3 separate regions of the Homo sapiens genome follow, and all the other regions are linked to region 2. The links are chromatin loops, found by intact Hi-C in ENCODE. Cell type or tissue: HCT116. All regions are shown on one strand.

Region 1 (2,500 bases), 490 kb after region 2:
TCTCAGATCTACTCCACTCAGAGCTTCTCCTGGTCATCCTGGACTGACTACATAATTTGCAGGCCTAGGTGCAAAAAAAAAAAAAAAAAAAAAAGATGCAGGCCTCCCGTTCAAAAATTATTAAGAATTTCTAGACGGCAACAGCAGGGCATTAAACCAAGCATGGGGCCCTTTCCAGACATGCTCTGTGCAACTCACATGTCACAAACCCATGGGGCCAACCCTGCCTCCAGTATCAACTCTAATATCCATATAGGTGACTCATTTTGGTCCTGAATTATTACATAATCTGCACTACAGTTTAACAGTTTTATTTGAACCTGAGCATCTAAGAAGAAGCCCTTCTTAGAAACCAGGAGCTGTGTCATATGCTGCTTTGTAAAAACCTCCCAGAATCTATGATAGCACTTACGAGGTATTCAAACACAGTTGAATTAATATTAGGATCATAGGGAGATCCCTGAGAACATGCTTTCTTCACGCATTCCTGAGCTACTGCTATGTGCAAAACTCTGCTGGGCACCATGGGGAACAGAGGTATGACTGGCTGTGCTCCTTTATCCTCAAGGACAGAGTTCAACCATTCATTCACCCAGCTACTGTTGCATGATTAAACATCTGCTCTGTGCTGGATGCTGGAGATGGCCCCTCCAGAAACTCAGTCTACAGGGAGGCAAAGAAGCTGCCTGAAATTGCCTGTTGGTCTGACTGCCAGACGGACTCACGGCAGACTCTGGGGCAGCCCCAAAGAGCGGGTGTCTCACCCAGGGTCAGAGGAGGAGACTGATCAAGACATCTGTCAGTCCTGGGAAGGCTCATGGCAGATTGCAAGTCATTATCAGGCAAGAAAAAAAAAAAAAAGGTGCTGATTCCATCCTGGCTCTCACATGGCCCGTGGCCGCCACGCCCATGTGCGATGAGATGGGCTAGCTGCGGCAGAGCACCAGGGGCAGAGAAGTAGAGAACACTGGGGGATTTAGAGGAGGCCCGGGAGCATCGGCCATGCCCCAGATGCATGTCCACAGAGCCCAGCCCCAGCCTCAGTCCCCACTCCCCTCTCGCCCAGCTCCCTTCTCTCTGCCTGTCCTGCCAGGACACCGTGATGGGGGCCTCCGGAACCTCAAAGGCAAAGAAGCCCACACAACCCTTCCTGCTCAACCTCCACACAAGGAAGACACCGTGCTGCTTTTTAGAGCCCCTGGGGTGTTTTCTTCTCCTCCTGTTTTTGAAAAGTTACATGGATATTCTTGGAGGTCTTCAAGAAAGCACTAAAACCCTAAGCTATTTTCTTGCTTTCAAAGTAACATTTCCCAGCTTCCTCCACGCAGGTCCGCGCTGAGCCTCACCACCAGAGGGCAGCCAAGAGTCCGGGTGTCTCAGCCAAGAGCTTTCCAAGTTCCCCGAGGCTGCATGAGGACAGCGACAAGGACTAGTGTAATTATTACCTACTGTGAGCCAGACCCTGTGTGGAGGGCCTTACATACCCTATCTCATTGAATCCTGGTAACGACCACAACGGGGGTGTTCTATTGAAGCTCCATTTTACAGATGAGGAAAACAAGGCTCAGTGAGGTGAACACATCACTCGTGTTCACACAGCTAGCAGGTGGAAGAGACAGGATTCAAACCCACGTGTGTCGGGCTGCAAGGAGACTGTCTGCTCTCTGAAGTACACAGTGTCTTACAGTTCCTGTCCACCCCAGCCCACAGGATGCTCCACTGTGCTCTCATGCTCCGGCTCAGGGCTGACCCCCTGTTTATCAAATGGAGATTAATCACCCAGTTAACCTGGGCCACACGAACAACCAGCCTCAGCCAGGTTTGTTTTGCTGGTGTCTAGTTCTGTCTCCTACAGGCAGACATCTGCAGAAATCACATGCTCCTCTAGAGCCTCTCCCCCCGATCCAGAAAGGGAGCCCCGGAGCTGTGAAACGGCTGCTCCAGCTCTCATTTGGTAGACACAAATTCCACTTCAGTAGAGGAGCAGCAGGGTTGGTTTTCCCCCAACACCAAATACACTGAAGACGCAAAATGACCATGATGTCGTCAAGTTCAACTCAACGCTTTGGTTAGAAGCAAAATGATCTTCTGTTGGGTAAAAAATCAATTCAAAGCTGGATTTCAAATAATCTGCCCCATTTCACAATGAGGACAGAGTTGATATTCCGGGATGAGTGGTAGGCATGTCTAATTAGATGCAGATGAGACTCTGATCTAATATTCAAAGTTTTTCCCCCAGAGCAACGGGGATGATGAAGCAACAAGCTCTTTCTTTCAACCCATTGTTATTTAAAGGCAGTGCTCACACAAGAATCATTTCTAAATCACAAAGGCTTTTTTCCCCTGAAATAATGGCCTGCAAAGATAGACTGGAGTTAGGTATTCACATCGGTACAGCCAAAAAAAATGTCATAAGCCAAGAAAAGTACGAGACAAAGCATACCCTTCAATTCATTTATAGCTACTAGGGTACCAATCCTGCTGATTCCACATATTTTGA
Region 2 (2,500 bases):
TGCTTTAGGAACACTCTTAGTGCAGTTACAAAGTTATATCATCAATGTGCAGAGCAAGGGAAGGCTCACAGAGCAAGTGTCAGAACTCAAAAAGCCTCTTGGGATGGTCTGGTTCATGGTACAACTCAGTGAAGCCCTGGGTTTGGGGGGTGGGATGGTGTGAGTACAGACTGATCTCTTCAGTCACATAACTAGTTGCCTACAACCTCCTTAAGAGAAGGAAGATCTAATAGCCTCTCTCAGATGCCAAATCAGATGCTCTATTCCCTTGTAAATCTGGAAGTTCTTACTCATGTCTAACTATGATCTCACTTGATTTCCCTGAAGACCCTCTTCTCTTTTCTCTTTTTCTTTGGACGAATTACACTCAGAGATTCGGGCTGCAACTTGAAGGTTGTGTGTGTATAATTCCATCCTGGGGGTGAGATATGTCCTGGAGCCCTGCCCTGGGGAAATTTAGCCAGCCTTTGATTTGCAGGACACTTACCAAGCTGACTTCCAGCTTGTCACCTTGGAGAGACTTTAGCCGCACCAGGGCCCCGATGCCTCCGCTAACCAGGATTTCATCACCAATGTGGTATTTCAGGATGTTGGCAAGTTCCTTGGCATCTCCTGCAGGTTGCGGGAAAAGGAGATAGAGTTAATCCCAAGAATGGTAATTAGCCTGGTCAAGGAGGGCCCAGAGGAGAAGATGTAAGTGGTCACCCCTGAAATGAAGAACTCCCTGCCCAGGGAATAAGCACTTATTAAGCTCCCACTGTATACTCAACGTTGTGACCCACAATCTGTCTAATGGTCAGAGGACACAAAGCACATGTTCATGACCACAAATCTGCCCCAGCAGTCAGTTGGCCTCTGGGTTAAATATGCTGTCTGGGATGCTGGGCTCCCTGGCTGCTGAGAAGGAGTTAATCCATACTCCTCTGTGAGTATGACTCATGTTTCCATGAGATAAATATTTGCTTGGAAAGCCAGGGACCTTTCCAGCACCGGCATCTGGGACGTTTCATCATCAGCATGGCTCCTGACGGTTATAACACAGTAGTGCAATATTTACACATTCTGCCCTCAAATGCACATTCTGTTTGAGATGGCTATTTCCTGAAGGGAGAACTTAAAAGAGTAGACAGCTGTACTGTGGAGGAGCCATGGAGCCGATGAGGTCAGGGCTGAGGGGGATATTCCCTCCGCAGCATCTCTCCTCGTCACGTCTCAGCATTCCTTTCAGCCCACATCAGTGTCTCCAGCAACTGGGGCAGGCATCTGGTTGCCCATAAAGGTGCAGAGGCATTTCCCAAATTAAGTGTGGGAGGTCATTCCGAAAGTTTCCAGCTGCCCTCTCATCTCGGATACTCCCATTACCAGCCAAAGGGCTAAATTTCCCCAGGGCTTATGAACAGCTATTTCCAGCATCTTGAAACTGAGAAGGGAGGAAGTTTTAACTTATTTTGGAGAGTTCACTTGGTTATTGACAAATCCACATGCCTGCCAGAGGATGGAGCCACTGGGTACCAACTGATTTTCAAACATCCACAACCTGGAGCTGACAAGGTTCCCCTTCCACAAAATATTGCCTGGAAGTACAGAGCCACACCAGCCCCTGGGGTGCATGGGATGTCCTTTCAATATCTCTAACACCTGTACCAACCTCTAACACTCTCTGTCCCCCAGGGGTGCCTCAGGCCTGGGGGAGGGTGTGTTTGGGAAGCTTTTCCCATCCCCCTCCTCAACTCCCACATAATTGAAAACAAAAAGAAAGCCAAGCTGGCTCAGGCCACTTGGGGAATATTCCATTCTTGCTGGACAGAGAGAGGATGAAAAGTTTATGTTCAGAATGAACTTCTCCCCTCTCCTTAGGAACATACGTCAGCATCACAGACACAGGCATTCATTTAGCAATAAAGAAAATTAAACAGGACACGAATTCAACTTAGAGCTGCCTGCAACCTGAACTTTCTATTCTGCTCTAGAGCAGGAAGGGAGGTGTAGACAATGTGGGCCCCAAGGTTTGTCAAGGTCCTTCCTCTTCCTCCTCCTTTTCCTTGGTCTCATCTTTCTGTGAGAGTGGAAGCATCTCTCACAGGCATGCATCTGAGCTAAACACTGCAACTCCCATTCCTGCTCCCCCCGCCCCCATCGTCATGGCTATTACTGACCAGGCTGTCTGCCTGGCCCTGTGTGTGGCATCCTATTTAATCCTCCCAACACAGGCTGCAAGATACTCTTACCTTCCTCATTTTTCTTAGCCACCCGTAACCACTAGATCCCCTGCCAAACATCCTCAACTAGATCTCTCAGAGCCATGACTAACTTCTTGGGAAAGCTTTTGTCTGGAGGGATAGTCAGTGCAGGTAACTGGCTTTATTATCACTGTGCTCATAGGTCTCCAGTGGGAAACGTGCCTCAGTGACTGGGCTGGTCGCAGCCACCCTTAATTCTTTTCTACTCCTCTCTGCCCGGTTTCCTGCCCAGGAGGCTGAGCTCTATGAACTGCATCAGT
Region 3 (2,500 bases), 600 kb after region 2:
TGGGAAACACAAATAAACACACAGGAATTTGGCTTTAGAGGCATGTGGGGCAGAGTCTTGAAGCTGAAATCTGGCAAGCATCAAGCTCCTGCCTCGCTGCTGTTCTGTTCGTGGTCAGCTATTAGTCCCATGGGTTCAGAGCACATGTACACATAAGGATGGTCCAGGAGCCCCAAAACCTAGGGAGCCTGCCACCAAAGCCGCCACTCCCTGGAAGTTCCCAGCATCTCACTTCTCTACCCCAGACCCCAGGTTGCGTGGGGTCTGTCATCCACTCCAAAGTGAGGTTTCTGTCATTCACTGGATTTTAAATTCCAATTTTTATTTAATTGGTATAGGGGAATTAAAAGCAGACAATTCAGTTTTGCAAAACAAATTCACAGAAATTGCTGGAGGAATTTTCCTTTGTTTTGGCAAAATCAAGCCAGGTCGCGCTACCCATGGTGATGGCAGCTTCCTGGGGCGCATTGGAGGCTCACAGCTGTGAAGCTGGGTTGGGCTATTTTTCTTGGCACCAGAATCCCCCTTGATTTTAGGGTTCTTCTGAGGAAGCCTCCAGCTCATGATGACTATTCCAGATTCAGGAGATGGCTTGAAGGTGTTAGAAGCAGTGTGAGATGGTGGACACTCGGCATGGGCAGCACAGGCCCCTCAAGCTCCCACACAGTGGAGTTCAGTGTTCCTGTGGGTATTAGCCAGCATTGTAATGAATCGGCTTTCTGGAAAGAGTTTTAAATGAGGAGTCAATACAAAAGTCCAGAAATGCTGTGGACCCTCTGGGTTTTGTGCACCTACCATATTGGGAACGCAGAACTTTGCTGTGGGCTTTGAGTCTGTGACCCAAACTCATTAGAAACAGTGTTTGGTGGTGATGGTCTGGCCACAGCTTTACGTAGAAGCCCATGGTGGGGGAAAAAGAAACATAATAATCACATAACCCTTGCCCCCAAAATTTGTGACACCAGGAATACTTGGGAAAGCTCAGTGAGCGAGTGGCACAGAATCCAGTTCATGGGCAGGAAATGGCAGAATCCAAGCCTGGCAGGGAGCTCATGGCATAGAAGATTCATCGATCCTCTCATTAACACTTCCCTGAGATTTATACTGTTACAAACAATCCACACTGCTGAGTGGCTGCTTCCCCTGCTTCTGCTCTGACTCCTACTCTTAGCTCCATGCTCATTATGAGTGGGAGGGGCATTGGGTGTGGATTCACCTGGGGTCCATTCAGGGCATTTTGACTCAGAGAAAGGAGGACCCCTCTCCCTCCTCCAGCGCAGCCTCCTGCCATGGCTTCCCCAACCTTTCAAACTATCCTCCCTCTTGGGCCCCAAGAGAGGATCAGTGGGTTTAGGGATGCTGCCACCTGGTGGCCACAGGCTATCGGGACTCAGCGGCCAGCCACGTTAGCTTGCTAGGGCTGGAACCAGGTACTCTCCGCTGAGTGTCACTGGTGGCCAGCGGGCTGGAGCACACATTTTGAGAAGGCCAGGCAGCTGGACTCCAGAGACACCCTACCTTTGAGGCCTGAAAGCTTCATGGTTAAACCCAAGAGTCTCAGAGACTGTGTTCAAATCCTGTCTCCGAAACTTCCCAGAAGGATGACCTTGAGCAAATCAACTACCTGCTCTGAGCCCCAGCTTCCTCATTTGTGAGATGGAGAGCCTTCCTGGACGTCAAGGATACAGGTCCCAGCAATTACTTGGAGACTTCCTTTTACTTTATTATAATATAAAATGGAATTTATAGGAAACTCATGCACATTAGGAATTCAACTCTAAAGCCATGCTTATTTTAAGCAAAAACTGGAGCTGTCTGAAAACTTAGGTTTTGTGTGCGCAGTTGTTAAGTCTCCTCTGACAGCCCGTATCCCCAGGGTGCATTTTTGCTCTACCATCAAGGGTTCTACTAAGAGCAGTTCTCACTTATCAATTCTCACCGCGTGCTTGGCACTTTCCACATATCTCATTGAGTCCTCACAACAACAGCAATTTGTCCCCATTTTACAGAGCAGAAAACTGAGGTGCAGAAAGGCTGCATAACTTGCTTGAGTTGTTGCACGTAGGAGCCAAGCCTCAGACCTGAGTCCGTCTGGCTGCAGAAGCCTCACTGGTCTAATGTTGGAGAAAGCCCTGGAGGTGGGAGTTTCAGGGGTTGCCTGGGGAGGCAATTGTTCTGTCCCTGAGCCCTCCCTGAGCACATGATGGGGGACATTTGCTGACTGATGTAATATGTCCCAGGATCCCAACACCAGATGCCCAACACCCAACCAGAGGCTGTCCTAGCCAAGGGAGCCAGGCTGAGTGAAACCGGCACTTCCCCAGCTCTTACCCTTCGGGCTCTTACTCTCCCTTCGTGAGACTTCCAGCTCCCATCTGCCTCCGGAAAGCCAACAACCAGCACTGTGTATGCATACTCCTACCCACAAACCTGGGGCATTCCTCCTGGCTTCTGAAAGATGCAGACTGGGCAGGACTTCTCCTTGCCAGGGAATTCCCTG

Evidence for each region. Peaks named below come from ENCODE experiments on the same cell type or tissue, not always from the same donor. Only the 100,000 strongest peaks of a DNase experiment are listed, where the experiment ranks them.
Region 1: a loop joins it to region 2, with 4 times the contacts of the local background. A loop is called at or near these places in 3 of 110 quality-filtered maps.
Region 3: it touches region 2 in a loop (4-fold over the local background); 1 of 110 quality-filtered maps calls a loop at or near these places.

Annotation. Positions count from the first base shown.
Region 1 is chr5:135,565,209-135,567,708 of GRCh38, reverse strand. No RefSeq gene overlaps it. Among named protein-coding and RNA genes, the nearest start is that of CXCL14, 13 kb to the left of the region's middle. RefSeq lists an enhancer at 2,021-2,500. In HCT116, a CTCF peak has its summit at 1,344 (motif pointing right); a DNase peak (open chromatin) is centred at 1,358.
Region 2 is chr5:136,057,202-136,059,701 of GRCh38, reverse strand. It overlaps TGFBI (transforming growth factor beta induced), which reads right to left. Exons shown (of 17, transcript NM_000358.3): 13 at 488-612. Among named protein-coding and RNA genes, the nearest start is that of TGFBI, 29 kb to the right of the region's middle. In HCT116, a CTCF peak has its summit at 1,494 (motif pointing right); DNase peaks (open chromatin) are centred at 981, 1,251 and 1,501; H3K27ac peaks cover 496 bases; H3K27me3 peaks cover 530 bases.
Region 3 is chr5:135,456,523-135,459,022 of GRCh38, reverse strand. LOC124901073 (a long non-coding RNA gene) reads right to left here. Exons shown (of 2, transcript XR_007058945.1): 2 at 302-719. Among named protein-coding and RNA genes, the nearest start is that of TIFAB, 5.4 kb to the right of the region's middle. RefSeq lists an enhancer at 2,300-2,399. In HCT116, a CTCF peak has its summit at 1,369 (motif pointing left); a DNase peak (open chromatin) is centred at 1,372.